Linked DNA regions of Homo sapiens: region 1 is linked to region 2. The links are chromatin contacts, found by Hi-C in ENCODE. All regions are on one chromosome and are shown on one strand. Each heading gives the region's core, a stretch centred on a gene start or an enhancer-like site at or near the end of the contact. The rest is flanking DNA. Distances are from core to core; before and after follow the strand shown.

The links. Hi-C counts contacts between places; a loop is a spot of excess contacts on that map. Pooled maps may share reads with other maps.
Region 1: a pooled map shows a loop between it and region 2 (3-fold over the local background). The contact joins two enhancer-like sites. A Hi-C loop is called at or near these places in 2 of 37 single-sample maps with no recorded cell type and 3 of 50 pooled maps.

Annotation. Positions count from the first base shown.
Region 1 is chr2:227,413,274-227,420,470 of GRCh38, reverse strand. No RefSeq gene overlaps it. Among named protein-coding and RNA genes, the nearest start is that of SCYGR1, 29 kb to the right of the region's middle. Within about 2 kb of position 4,775, at least 19 of the 41 ENCODE cell types and tissues checked have a DNase peak (open chromatin) inside an H3K27ac peak, as active enhancers do.
Region 2 is chr2:226,765,020-226,772,511 of GRCh38, reverse strand. All of the region lies in intron 1 of IRS1 (insulin receptor substrate 1), which reads left to right. Among named protein-coding and RNA genes, the nearest start is that of IRS1, 31 kb to the left of the region's middle. Within about 2 kb of position 1,276, at least 8 of the 41 ENCODE cell types and tissues checked have a DNase peak (open chromatin) inside an H3K27ac peak, as active enhancers do.

The DNA of each region.
Region 1 (7,197 bases), core at 3,526-6,025, 640 kb before region 2:
GTCAGGAAAGAAGAGGGGCTTCCTCCTCCTCCGGCTGTGCGGTCTCTCTCTTGCATCTCCCCATGGGAAGATGGGAAGAGCTTCAGAGGGAGCCAGCTCCAAAGCGAAAATGGGGTTTGCAGAGGCCCAGCCCCCGAATCACAAAGCAGAGTACAGAAGGTGGGGCAGGGGCAAGGTTGGAGTTGAGAAATACAGCTTATTGACTGGCCCAGGCACAACTCAGGTCACAGTCATTGTTAATGCGGTATTTCACTACCTCATTATCCCCTTCAGCCTAAGCTGAACTTTTACTGCACTACTGCAGGGCCTTAGCCTCCATTTCTGGGCTCCATTTTTTTCTGGTGTCTTGGGGAGGCCCCAGATGTGTCTCAGCTATAGTAGGAATGTCTCTGGAGTACAGTTTTCAGCACTGTCCTTGTCTCCAGGCCAGTAACTAGGGCTGTCTGATGACCCTGGCCAGTAGGGCTCATCTCACTCCATCCATTAGGAAGCAGTTCTCTCATCTCTAGGTTCTGTCCTTAAATGTGCCCATACTCAAAGTTATTTGGACCCAAGGTGTAACATGGTTAACCAGACAATTCTTTTAATTTCACATAAGGTCCTTTCCTCCCCAGACCATTGACATGCTTCCATTTTTCTGGCCAGGTCAAGGGTGAGTTCAAGGGCAGGTGACTCCAAATTTAACATTTGTGACAATAGTCACAAATGGAACAGGCCTAAGCTGAACCTTTGCTATCTATCCCAATCCTGGAAGCCCATTCAAACTATGGATCTTGGCCTGGTGTAGTGGCTCATGCCTGTAATCCCAGAACTTTGGGAGGCCAAGGAGAGCAGATCATTTGAAGTCAGGAGTTAAATACCAGCCTGGCCAACATGGTGAAACCCCATCTCTACTAAAAAAAAAAAAAGATATATATTAGCCCGGTGTGGTGGCACATGCCTGTAATCCCAGCTACTCAGGAGGCTGAGGCAGGAGAATCACTTGAACCGGGGAGGCAAAGGTTGCAGTGAGCTGAGATGGCACCATTGCACTCCAGCCTTGGCGACAAGAGTGAAATTCCATCTCGAAATAAATAAATAAATGAATAAAATAATAACAAAAAGCAAACTATGGTTCTATAGATATCTATTTTGACAGTAAAATAAAACACAAGTTGATGAACTTATAAACAGATAGCAAAGTGAAACCAAACACTTTAATATAAAAATACATTAAATATTTGGTTTAATATGTACTTTTAAATATATACAATTTTTTTTTTGAGACAGAGCCTCGCTCTGTTGCCTAGGCTGGAGTGCAGTGGCTGTGATCTCAGCTCACTGCAACCTCTGCCTTCCCAGTTTCAAGCGATTCTCCTACCTTAGCTTCCTGAGTAGCTGGGATCACAGACGTGCACCACCACACCCGGCTAATTTTTGTATTTTTAGTAGAGACGGGATTTCACCATGTTGGCCAGGCTGGTCTTGAACTCCCGACCTTAGGTGATCCACCTTCCTCAGCCTCCCAAAGTGCTGGGATTACAGGCATGAACCACTGCACCCGGCCCACAGATTTTTAAAATATAATATTTTGCAAATTTTTTTGAGCAGATTTTTCTTCATGGGCTGGAATGATTGAGTCTTCCTAAAACATTAGTCCAGTAGAGGTTAGACTGAAGATGCCTTCCTTTCCTGGTAAAACTCAGCAAATATAGATGTTCTTCACTGCAGCAAGGACTTTCAAATTGAACTAGAAATTAAGTTCATCTTTCTCAAAGAAAAGAAAAAAAAAATACTGCAATGCATCAAGCACCAAAGCTTCCAAATGGTTTGGATGGCAAATGCTGAGAGAAGAGATGGGAGGAGAATAGCAGTTCCAGGATAACATCACCCATTTCTTGCTAGGTATTTCATCAAGGTTAACTGCCTTAATGCTATTTGCTAATCTTAACTAATTTTGAGGGGAAAAATCTTCTATGTCCCTATATTAGCATCTGTAGCTTACCCCCAAATTCTGATATGATAACAACCAGCTCATTCCTATAGAGATCAAATCATTCACTGCCTAGGATATAAACATTTTACTGAGGCTGTTCTTAAGCATTTCAAAGTGAAAAAAAAATAATCCGAATAGGGAAGGCACAGAAGATTTTCAGGGCAGTGAAACTATTCTGTATGATACTGTAATTGTGGATACATGTCATTATACATTTGTCCAAATCTTTAGAATATACAACACCAAGAGTGAACTCTAATGTAAACTATGGACTTTGGGTGATAACGTGTCAATGTAGTTTCATTGATTGTAAAAAATATATCCTCTGGTGTGGGATTTTCATAGTGAGGCAGGCTGTGTACAGTGGCAAGGGGCATACAGAAACTCTCTGTACCCTCCTCAAAATTTTGCCATGAGGGAACTAAGCTATGAGGACACAAAGGCATAAGAATATACAACGGACTTTGAGGACTCAGAGGAATGGGTAGGAGGCAGGTAAGGAAAAAAAAAAACTACACTTTGGGTACAGTGTATGCTGCTCAGGTGATGGGTGCACCTAAATCTCAGAAATCACTACTAAAGAACTTATTCATGTACAAAAATAAATAAATGAAAAAAATTTTTCTGTGAACCTAAAACTGCTCTAAAAATATAATAAAGTCCATTAAGAAAAAGAAACTTTAGTAATGGCTTTGCTAAAATTATTGCTTGGTTCAAAGGAATCTACCATGATGATTTTTTTTTCTTCTAGAAAACTCTGTGGTATCTCTTTCAATTTAGCATTTATTGTTCACTTCCACTCTTTCAAGCCAAATTCACCATACCTAAGAGGGGGTGGTGAGGGTTATATATGTGGGAGTGCTGGTCACCAGACATACATGGGCCTCAGTTCTGATCATCCAGGAACCTACATGTCTTAGTCCCTTTAGGCTTGTACAACAAAAATATCATCAATGGGGTGGCTTAAACAATAAACATGTATTTCTCACAGTTCTGGAGGTTGGGAGGTCCAAGATCAAGGTGCTAGTAGGTTTGGCATCTGGTGAGGGCCCATTTCTGGTTCATAGATGGCCTCTTTCTCCCCATGCCCTCAACATGGCAGAAAGAGAACAACAGAGCTCTCTGGGGTCTCTTTTATAAGGCACTAATACCATTAATAAGGGTTAGGCCGTCATGACTTAATCACCTCCCAAAGTCCCCACCTCCTAATACCATCACCTTGGGGGTTAGGATGTCAACGTATGAATTTGAGGAGGACGCAAACATTCACTCACCATAGACGTAGGCCCTTCACTGTCAGGGACCAAGTCTGATTTGCCTTGGCCCTCCCCGCACCTAAGGTGGTACTTGGCACACATTATTTGCTTCATAAATGTTTACTGAGTGAATAAATGATTGAACAAATGAGAAAAACAAATGGAGATTCAAGAGGCGAGGCATTTATGGAGAAAAGATTTGAAGAAAAAAGAACACAGAGATGGCAAAGCTTGTATTTTTAGTATCCCTTCATCTGTTCCTTGGCAACTCCTATGTGAAAAGTGGCAGAGACAGAGTCAGGAAGCCTCGCTCCAGGTTTAGAAAACATTGTCAGGGTGGCAGAAAATCTAGTCCATTCCTTCCTGCTGACCCAACTCAGTCAACAGTTCCTTGCTTGGGAACATGAGGTTCAGATGCTGACATTTTTAAACAGCTGTGGCTTAAATAACCCCAAGAATTTCAGTATCCAGAAATAAAGGGAAGAGAAAAACTGGGTATGAGACTGGGTAAGTCAGATACAGCCACAGAAACGCACGGGGGAAGACCACACCTGGAAGCAAGGTTTTGCCATGAGGAATGATGAACACCAGTGAGTTCAGACTAATTTCGACCTTCACCCTTGCCCTTCACCCCTGCCCTTCACCCTGGCCATGGAGTCTCACCAGAGCAGGAGTCATTAACAGGGGTCCTATGGTGGGGTCCAAACCACAGGCAAAAAAAAAAAAGAAAAATCTGTGTTTTTATTTTTTTTTATTTGAATTAGTTGCCAAGATTTAGAAATTAGGAAATTTCACATCAAATCTGGATTTCCGGCTTCTTGTGAAAAAGCAGAAGATTTGGGAACAGCTGGCCTATGTTTCCTCATAACCACAATGGGCTGGGGGCGGTGGGGCGGAGGACGGTGTTTTCTCTGCCTAACTGGCTTCACTCCTTAACCCACGCTCCTGGACCTGCAGACACCGGTATTGGCAACCCTTGTGTCTCTGGGCACTACCCTGAAGAGGCCTTCAAGGAAATGAAGCTGACTGTGACGGCTGACTTCTGCAATATATTTCTGAGAGGATAAAATTATACTAACGAGCCATTCTGTTGAGTAGAAATCGAAGCTTCCTGGAGCTTCTCAATGATAAGCTCAAACAGTGAATGTCACAATACTATAATTGTCTTGGGTGATGTAAAGATACAAGGGCCAGTTATACATAAGACCAATTGTTCCTCTCTTTGCTCTGATCTGTTTGGCCCATTCTATATCATGTATATATCTGGGTCACATGTCCAAATGAAGGTAGGTTTTATCCACATTTATAAATGATTATGAGTTTACCAAAACTCAAAATAAGAAAATGTTGCTGCGAGAAATGGTCTAAAAAATTGGCTGAATTATGAAATTTGTACTTATTTGAAATACCATTTCCTACTGACATTTCCCTTCCGGCTGCCTTGGCATTAATGTAAGAATTATTTATGACTCAGCATTTCCCCACAACAGCTGCCCACAGGGCAGAGCATGAACTGAAGAAAAGAAAAGAACCATGCTGACTTTACTGTTTGAGCTCCAGCCCTCCTGGCTGAGGGGAGGCAGCCTGCTCTCAGGGGGTAGGGCAGGGAACAGGAGTCACTGGTGCTGACTGGGGTTCAAATCCTGACTCTGGGATGTACCAGGTATATGACCTTGAAACAATTGTCTGTATCAGGGATTGGCGAATCATTTCTTTTTCTCTTTCTTTTTCTTTCTTTCTTTCTTTTCTTTTTTTTTTCTTTCTTTCTTTCTTTCTCTCTCTCTCTCTCTTTCTTCTTTCTTTTTTTTTTTTTTTTTTTTTTTTGAGACAGGGTCACACTCTGTAGCCCAGGCTGGAGTGCAGTGGCACGATCATGGCTCACTGCCGTCTCAGCCTCCTAGTTTCAAGTGATCCTCCTGCCTTAGTCTCCTAAGTAGCTGGGACTACAGGTGCATGCCAGCATGCCTAATTTTTTTTTTTGGTTGGCGGGGGCGGGTCGTGGGTATTTTTTTGTAGAGATGGGGTTTTGCCATGTTGCCCAGGATGATCTCAAACTCCTGAGCTCAAAAGATCCACCAACCTTGACCTCCCAAAGTGCTGGGATTACAGGTGAGCTACCATGCCTAGCCTTGGCAAACAATGTCTGTGGAGAGCCAGCTACTGAATATTTTTGGCCTTGCTCACCATACAGCTTCTGTTGTAACTACTCAACTCTGCAACTTGTGTAGTGCAAAAATAGCCAATGGGCTGCTAGGGCTGCCATAACAAAGAACCACAGATTAGGTGCCTTAAGCAACAGAAATTTATTTCCTCACAGTTCTGGACGCTGGAAGTCCGACAACAAGATATTGGTAAGGTTGGTTTCTCCTAAGGCCTCTCTCCTTGGCTTGCAGATGGCCATCTTCTCCCTGTGTCTTCACGTGGCCTGCCTTCTGTGTCTGTCTGTCCTAATCTCCCCCTCTTTATCAGGATTAGGGCCCACCTTAATGACCACATTTTAACTTATTCACCTCTCTAAAGACCCTATCTCTATCTCCAGATACAGTCACATTCTAAGGCACTGGAGTTAGGACTTCAGCATATTAGTTTGGGAGGGACACTATAGTTAATAATAATATTGTATTGTGGCCGGGCACAGTGGCTCACACCTATAATCCTAGCACTTTGGGAGGCTGAGACAGGAGGATTGCTTGAAGCCAGAAGTTCGAGACCAGCCTAGGCAACATTGTGAGATTCCCGTCTCTACAAAAGGTATAACATAAATTTAAAAAGAAATTAGCCAGGTGTGGTGGCACAAAACTGTAGTCCTGGCTACTCAGGACACTGAGGTGGGAGGATCGCTTGAGGCCAGGAGTTTGAAGCGGCAGTGTGAGCTGTGACTGTCACTGCACTCCAGCCTGGGCAACAGAGTGAGACCCTGTCTCTAAGAATAATAATAATTATAATAATAATGTACTGTATACTGGAAATTTGCTAAGTGAGCAGTTGTTAGGTATTTCTACCACACACAAAAAGGTAGCTATATGAGATGAGGGAATGTGTTCATTTCACTGTAGAAATCATTTCACTATAGGAATATTTATTCTTTTTTCTCTCTCTTTTGGCCTGATTAAAATTTTTTAAAAAGGAAATCATTTTCCTATGTTTATGTATATCAAAACATCATGTTATATACCTTAAATATATACAATTTAAAAAATTAAGTGTCAAGGAGGAGGATAAAATTCAGCCCATAATACGTATGTAAGTGAATGGGTATGGCTGTGTTCCAGTGAAATCTCCTTTACAAAAACAGGCCCTTGCAAAATAAATAAATACATCATAAATAAATAAATAGGCCTCCAGCCAGATTTGGTGTGTGGGTCCTGGTTTGCAGACCACTGGGTGATACCATCTCCATTCCCTCCCTTCCCACCCTTTCTCATCTGCCTGTCATCAGACTCTTGCTCACATCATGCCACCTAAGGACCTCTCCCCAGGGTCACCTATGACTTCATTGTCACCTGTTCATCTCTGCGTCCTCCTATCTCTGGCCCCTCAGCAGTGTTGGCTCTGCACACATGATTCCTTTGAGAGCTTTTCTCCACTGGATTTCACATGGCCACAATTCCTACATTCCCTCCTGCCTCTCTCGCCCGCTCCTTCCCGGGCATCTTGGCTGGCAACTCCTCCCCTTCCCAGCCACTACGTGTTAGACTTCCTTAAAGCTCAGGGCTGGACTCCCTTCTTTTCTTGCTGTGTAATTTTTTCCAAGATGATCTCATCGACACCTACAATTTCAATTACCTTCTGTAAGCCAATGACTTCCAAATATATAGTTCCAGCCCGTACCTCTCCTCTGAGCTCCTGCCCATGAATCTAATCGCCTCCTTCCCATTTCCTCTTGTCAGTGTCTCTGTAACGTCTGTGTTGTGTGTCCTGGCTGTTTATGATTTGCTTTTCTTTGACAACTATAATCTCCAGGGT
Region 2 (7,492 bases), core at 27-2,526:
ATTCTGTATTTGTTTTAGTGCAAGACTAGGTTGACTATTATAAGTGAAAGATCAAATGAAAGTATAGAACCATCATGGACAAGAAAAGAGGAGATGTGAATTTTATTCCCGATTCTGCCACCTCCTGGGAACTGTCATTCCTTGACCTGATTTTCTGGTTCACAAAATTGGAGATAGTAATATTGCCCCAGTCTGTCTTATAATGTTGTTTTGTGGATCAAATGAAATAACATATGAAAGTAAAATTGTAAGCTGTGAATTGCCTCTCATACACAGAGTTTGTCATGGTTTGAGTTATATCCCACCAACGCCCCTTTCACCCTTAGAACATAGGGGTGCTTTTGGTTTTTGTTCCTTCCTTATTAAAAATATTTTTTGAACTCAGCCAGCTTCCTAGATTTCTTGGCTGTAAGAGTATATCAAGATTGAGTGCCTGAAAAGATACAACAGTGTTGAGTCTCTTGTTCAGATATTTATTTTATGAAGTATGAGTATGGTGTACTGTTAAATTCTAGGAAACTGGGTTGCATTTATTAGCTTGGCATAGAAAAAGCAAAGTTCTACATGTGGGCTAAATTATGTTACAAGCTGTAAGTATAAATCAGGATTAATGGCTGAAATATATTTATTAAACTTTAAAAGGAGCTAGGTACATGCATTTTATAGTTCCTGTGGATTTAATTATATATAAAAACTTGAAAATAAAAGTATGACTGGGGAGTGCTGAATGTTTTCTTCTGTAGAATTCTTGACTCTACTCTTGAGTCTCAGCACTCTTTGACAGAGAGATCCAGTGCTGTGTGCTGTGCCAGGCAGAAGGCATGAGCATCTTAAAGAGATGGATTTATATATGTATATAAACATATATATAGATGTTTAAGTATATTATATGTATGTTTAAATATGTATTATATATATTCAAGAGACATATATACAACAATTTACATAATCCATGCTGTAAGGAAAGCAAAATAACGAAACTACTAAAATTCTAACTCCTGGCCTCTGGGTAATTATAAATCAGTAACTAACTGTGGTTCATGGCTCTCTGTAAAACTGTCCTATGAATTTCACCCTTCCTCCAACCTACTCCTTTGTTCCTCTCCTCATTTTCTATTTTGCTTTTCCTTGAGTGGTGGAGCCGAATGCTCTGAAGTAATTTTGGAACACAGTGAGCCTACTGAGCCACCGGACAGCCGGCTGATACCATGTGCTTGGGAACAGGAAAGGGGACCCAGCTATAAACTCCTCAGCAGCCATGCCATGCCCTATCACCGTCATCCTTCCCCAACACCTTCTGACCTTGATAAACACAGTCAGGACCAAGAATGTGCTCATATTTACATATACCACTCCCTCCCATAAAAATAGGGTAACCTTTAAAATCACAAACAACACAGCCCACACTACCAACGTTCTTCCGTCACTGACAGTGACAGGATCTAGCTAGTTCTCATGCTCCAAAAGTTATATATATATACATGAACTTTAAAGAGAGAGGGTCTCACTCTGATGCCCAGGCTGGAGTGCTGTGGCATCATCATAGCTTACCCCAAACTCTTGTGCTCAAGAGATCCTCCCACCTCAGCCTTCCAAAGAGTCCAGTTTATTGAGAAAAATATTCGAGTTAAAAGTATCCCTAAAGATAATAAAGCTCAGAATGTTCTTTCTACAGACAAATAGACTCAGGACCATACAGTGTAAGTAACTTGGTTAAGATGATACAGCTGTTACATGGTAGAGTTAGCAAACAAAAACAAAAATAAAAACCCTGATATTCTATCTCCAGGTTAATGTTTTCTCCCATGCTATACTACATCAGGTTGTACATGTGTAAAATGCTTTGTCTGTTTTGTATCTTTATATACAACATGTTGTACATATATGTTGCATATTCACATATATATGTGTCCAAAGACTGTATGTTATAGATGTCATTGTTCATTCATTTGATCCTCAAATATTTGTAAAGCCATTCACTATTTTGGCTTTACTATTTGCTGGGAATAGGGCTAGGAATAAGACTTCGTTTCCACACTTCTGAGCTTATGTTCTAGAGGGAGAAATAGGCACTAAACAGATCAAGTTAATTCAGATAGTGGTAAGTACTCTTAGGAAAAATTAGGCAGGGTGGAGGAGTTTATGAACAATGTATCATACTAAATTTATCAAAGAAGCTAAGTAGACCACACTCATATTTAGTTTTATTGTTTTTGAAGTTTCTTTTGAAAAATTCTATTGGGCAAGATGCCATTCAGCAATTCACACATGTTTGAGGGGAAAATCATAATTTATTAGAATAATTAAAGGCTTTAAAAGGTAGCTTGTTAAATGAAGTTTTCTCTTTCATATGTGGAGTGTTTGATTATTAGCCCTGCTTGAAAATACTTTCTGAACACTGGTAATCAATTGCCTGTATCTATGACATAGTCAACCCTAGTCATAAAGTTTTCAAAATGCATTCATGACTGCTAGGACTTTATTACTGCTCTTTTTTTTTCAACCTCCTATATCCTTTCTGGGAGAGGAGTAGATTTCCTAGTGCCTCCACTGCTTACCAGACAGGAGAGCAGTGAAACTGGGAGGCTACATTTTGTAAGACTTGAACGGCCATACTTTATATGGCAGTAAGGCGATCAATGGCTGATATGTCTCAACTAAGATGAATGTATACTTGTGATCAGTGAATGGACCGATAAATTCAGAAAAGTTGGAAGACTCCATTCCATTGGCTTATGACTAATTTTTATATGCACCTGTTTTTCTGGAGTCATAAATAGAAAGTTTTCTAGAGATAACGACAAGAGTAGTCCTTCCCTGTTATCTGCCTCATTCCTACTAAAACAATAGCTTTGTTAAACAACTTTGAGGTTATAATGATGGGTTGATAAGTTGTTGCTTTTCAAGTGAAAGTTAAGTTTCTAAGCCTCCCATGAAACGCGTCGGAAACCTAAAACAACATCTGCATGTCTAGATCTTCCATCCATGTCTGGTTGGCTGGAAGGACAGCCTCGAAATGGCTCTGTGGTTCCTTGGGGTGCTGCAGGCCTGCATTGCCTTGGTCTAGTCTTCCATAGATCTAATTGCTTTCTGAAGACACTCCGGGCAGTCTTGCAGCAGCTTCTGTTTCCTTGCCGGTCACTGATTATTTGAACCTGGACTGTCCTGAGTTCAGTGTCCATGTGTACTGCACTGCCAGTGACCATCTTTGGCAGGGCAAGGCTGATGGCCTTAGTTGTCTTCAGTTTCATCATCTGTTCATAACTCTTTTTTGACTCTGCTTAGTGGATTTTCATCTTTGGCATGTATTCCGTGCTTTAAGAATATATGGTCACAGAGTGATTCGGTGATAGTGGGAGTATTGAGTTGGGAGAATCCTATTACTAGTTTCTAGGTTCTGATGGTCTCTTCAGTTGCATAAACAATATTGCAATATATTGAATATAGTTACATAAAACATATTGAACATGAGTTCCTATTTTGCAGACAAGTGTTACAACATTGTTGTTAGAGAATGGGTCACTGAAGGCACCATCTGTCTTGCCTCAGTGAGCTCTGGTTACTTTAAAGAAGGATTCGCTGGGTGCGGTGGCTCACGCCTGTAATCCCAGCACTTTGGGAGGCCGAGGCAGGCAGATCGTGAGGTCAGGAGTTCGAGACCAGCCTGACCAACATGGTGAAACCCTGTTTCTACTAAAAATACAAAAATTAGCCGGGCGTGGTGGGGGGCGCCTATAGTCCCAGCTACTCCGGAGGCTGAGGCAGGAGAATTGCTTGAGCCCAGGAGGTGGGGGTTGCAGCGAGCCGAGATAGCGCCACTACAAGATTTTGGAGAACTTTTGATGGCATTTAGATTGGTTTAGTAACAGCCAGAACCTAGTTTCACATGAATTTTAAGGTCAGCAGGTACAGAGGAGAGTTCAGGGTGGTTTACTAAGCTGCTGTTGGTACAATATTTAGCACACAAACATTCAAATTTTTGATTAGCCCTTTGGCTTTGGTTTGGTTTATTTTAGTCTTATTGATGATTATTTGCTTATTATTTTAATATTTCATTACTTTATAAAATATATTTGTATCAATGCAACAAGTATATGTCCATTCATTTATTCCAAATCTCATTCCTTGTTGAGATTTGCTATGTGCCTAGACACATTTTTGGAAAACAGAGACTATGTGGTGAATCAGACAGATAGTAGGTTTCTGTGTTCGTGGAGTTTTTATTATTCCAAGGGAAGAAACAAATGATAACCAATGAAATAGTGTAAAGGGATAGAGAAGAATGGGTAGGGTGGGCCATTTTTGATAAGGGTAGCCAGAAAGGAGGCAGTGACTGAGCAAACATCTGAGTGAAGTAAGGGAGAGACTTATGGGGCGAGGCTGTGTGCTGGTGAAGAGTGTCCCAGTAGAAGCAGCAGATGCAGAATCCTATGCTGGGAACGATCCTATGTTCCGGTGCATCTGGAGCAGCAGGGATGGGGTAGAAGGTGTGATTGGGGTAGTAAGCTAGGGTCTCACAGGGCTTCATAGGCCATGGGAAGTTGCTTGAATTTCATTCAAAGTATGATGAAAGCCTGGGAATGTCAGTGTGTGTGCCTGGACCACTCACCATGTTACTAAGTTTTATTCTAGAGGGACATGGACTTCTTCTGTGTGACGTGTTACTCCTCATGCCTTTGAGTTTGATAGTGCCAATCAGCTGAGACCTCTTAGATAATGAACTAAAGCCACCTCTACCCTAGATTTTCATACATTCATTACCAGCATCACCGAGGCTTATTTTAGGGGTGGCTCCAAAAGGTTTCTTTTTTAGTCTTGCCACAGCGGCAGGCTGCACTAGCTTCTGAGATACCCATTGGTCAAACCAGGCCCTTTGCGTATTGCCACCAGAGTTCAGTCCTAGTTCCAGGCCTGTCTGGATGCTTGGCCACCCAGGTTATGATCATTAATGCATTCCTTGCAAGACATGTGTGCTCTGGTTTCTTTAAAGCAGGATCTCAATTCTATAAAGAATGGCTAAGGGCCCTTTTGTTGGGGGTGGGGTGTAAGGTGCTCATTTTAAGCCTCCACCAAACATTCCAGCTATCAAGAATTTATCCCAGTTCTTTTGTATTTTGAGTTGGCCTTTTTTTATTTTGGAAACCATGTCACCTGACGTGACCCATTCTCTCATTGGCCCTTATTATGGCTTGCGCTTATTTCAGCACTCTTTTTATCTTAAGTGGTTTTTAGGTTATGTGATCCAAATTTAGCCTTGCTGATAACACTTGGCTGCCATTTGACTGGCACTGTGTAGAAGTCTGTATGTTTTAGGAAGTAGAGTATTAGTTCATTTTAATCCTTTAATCTTCCTGTAGGCTAGATACTATTCTGCTCTAACACCTACATATCAGGCCTTTTTTCTGGTGACATGCAAAACCTGTAGTAGAAACATTTGGCACTAATCAGGTAAATGTGAGTTTGCTTTGACCTTCATTGCCTTTTTTTTTTTTAACTTGATTTTACTAACTTCCTGGAAAATTATGTTGGCTGAGTAAACTTTTAATGATGTTTTTTATTATACCATTTGCTTTTAGGTGTTAATTCTGTGATCATTCTTGTTTTGAGCTGCTCTCGACAGCTGGCTCTATGGTTTCATGAAGGCATGCTAGTGGGTTGATGAAACCGAATCCTACCATATGGAATGGTGGCAAGAGAGTGATCTTCATTATTTGAGTTCCTGCAATTATAAGGTTTTAGTAGGGAAGCAGAAGACACAAAAATATTCACTAATGAACTAAGCACTTCTAAACTCTGCCCTTGCTTATTATCTCTTTATACTTAATACCAGTGATCCTTCATCCAGTTTTATTCAGTGTGGAAATACACCTTTTGTGAAAGATGCAGCATTTCATAAAGTCAATGAAAGTAATGCTGGTGGATTGCTGGGTTTCACAAGCAGTCAATGACCAGTAAAGATCTAGCAGATGAGTCAACTGTTGAAGAAACAAATCAAAGATAATGACTACTTTAGTACTTCTAAAATGCATGGTAAAAATAGTATAGGATTGGCTGGGCGTGGTGGCTCACGCTGTCATCCCAGCACTTTGGGAGGCAAAGGCAAGTGGATCACTTGAGGCCAGGAGTTCAAGACCAGCCTGGACAACATGGCAAAACCCCGTCTCTACTAAAGATACAAAAATTAGCTGAGGTTGGTGGCACACGCCTGTAATCCTAGCTACTCAGGAGGCTAAGGCACAAGAATTGCTTGAACCTTGGAGGCAGAGATTGCAGTGAGCCGAGATCGTGCCACTGCACTCCAGCTTGGGCAACAGAGTGAGACCCTGTCTCAAAAAAAAAAAAAAAAAATATATATATATATATATATATATATATATATATATATATATAAGATTAAGAGAGGGCCTTGGGAAAATTCATAAAACCTTTGAATATTTCTACAGAAATGATTCTTTTTATGGTTGTTCCATGATGACCAAACAAGAAGTCGAAGTTGAAACGTGAAGGAAAAGTAATCCAAAAACATGAACACTTGATCAAACTTTGTTCATTTAAGAATTTTCTAGTAGATTCAATTAAAACATGCTTTGTTAAACATAAGGTAATATAGTTTTTTCATATATTTCAGCTTTATTCCCTAGTGTAAAATTTCAGTTAAATCCATTTACAATAAAAATTAGGTCCATGTTTTCAACAGATTTACTTTTTAAAGTGGCTTCTGTTTGGTTCCTGTTATGTTCAGCTGATGAAGACATCCTGCATAGTTCTTTTACGGAAGTGGCAGAGGAGAAATGTGGGAAAGCCTTTCCTGTTCCTCCCCAATTTTTGCAAAGTAGGAACTGGAGTTTTCTCGTTGCTCCAAAGCTGTGAGGCCAGCTGTTGAGTAGGCAGGTGGAAAAGCTCCATGGATACTTTACTCCTGTGAGCCTAGGAAAGTCCATTAGTGCTCATGGGGTTGTTTTAGAGAACTCACAGAGAGCAATATTAGTCAACTTTGTAGGAAACCCAGATAAGTTGGCGATTCCCCACAGGGCCCCGATAAAAAGTCTTCCTGGCCCTTATGTGGACCAGTCCAGGAGTAGGATGCACAGAGTACCCTTCAAAGAAGCTTATATGACAATAAATAGTGATTCAGTAAGAGTTTTTGCTACTTGTTAGTCAATAAAAATTTAAAGGCATTATCTTGTCTCTAATTTCCATTTCAGCTCAACTGTGTATTTCCCGAGGGAGGTAAGTCTAAGCAGATTTTTTCTAAGAAAAGAATATGAATTGGTGAGCTGGGCATAGTGGCACATGCCTATAGCCCCAACTACTCGTAAGGCTAAGATCAGAGGATTGGTTGAGCCCAGGAGTTTGAGTCAACCTGGGCAACATAGCAAGACCCCATCTCAAATGAATGAATGAATGAATGAGTAATATTTATAAAAAGAATAGGAATTGGTGAAGCTATAGTGTAAGCTTGCGAGAGCTAAGGATATATAATTCAAAAGGA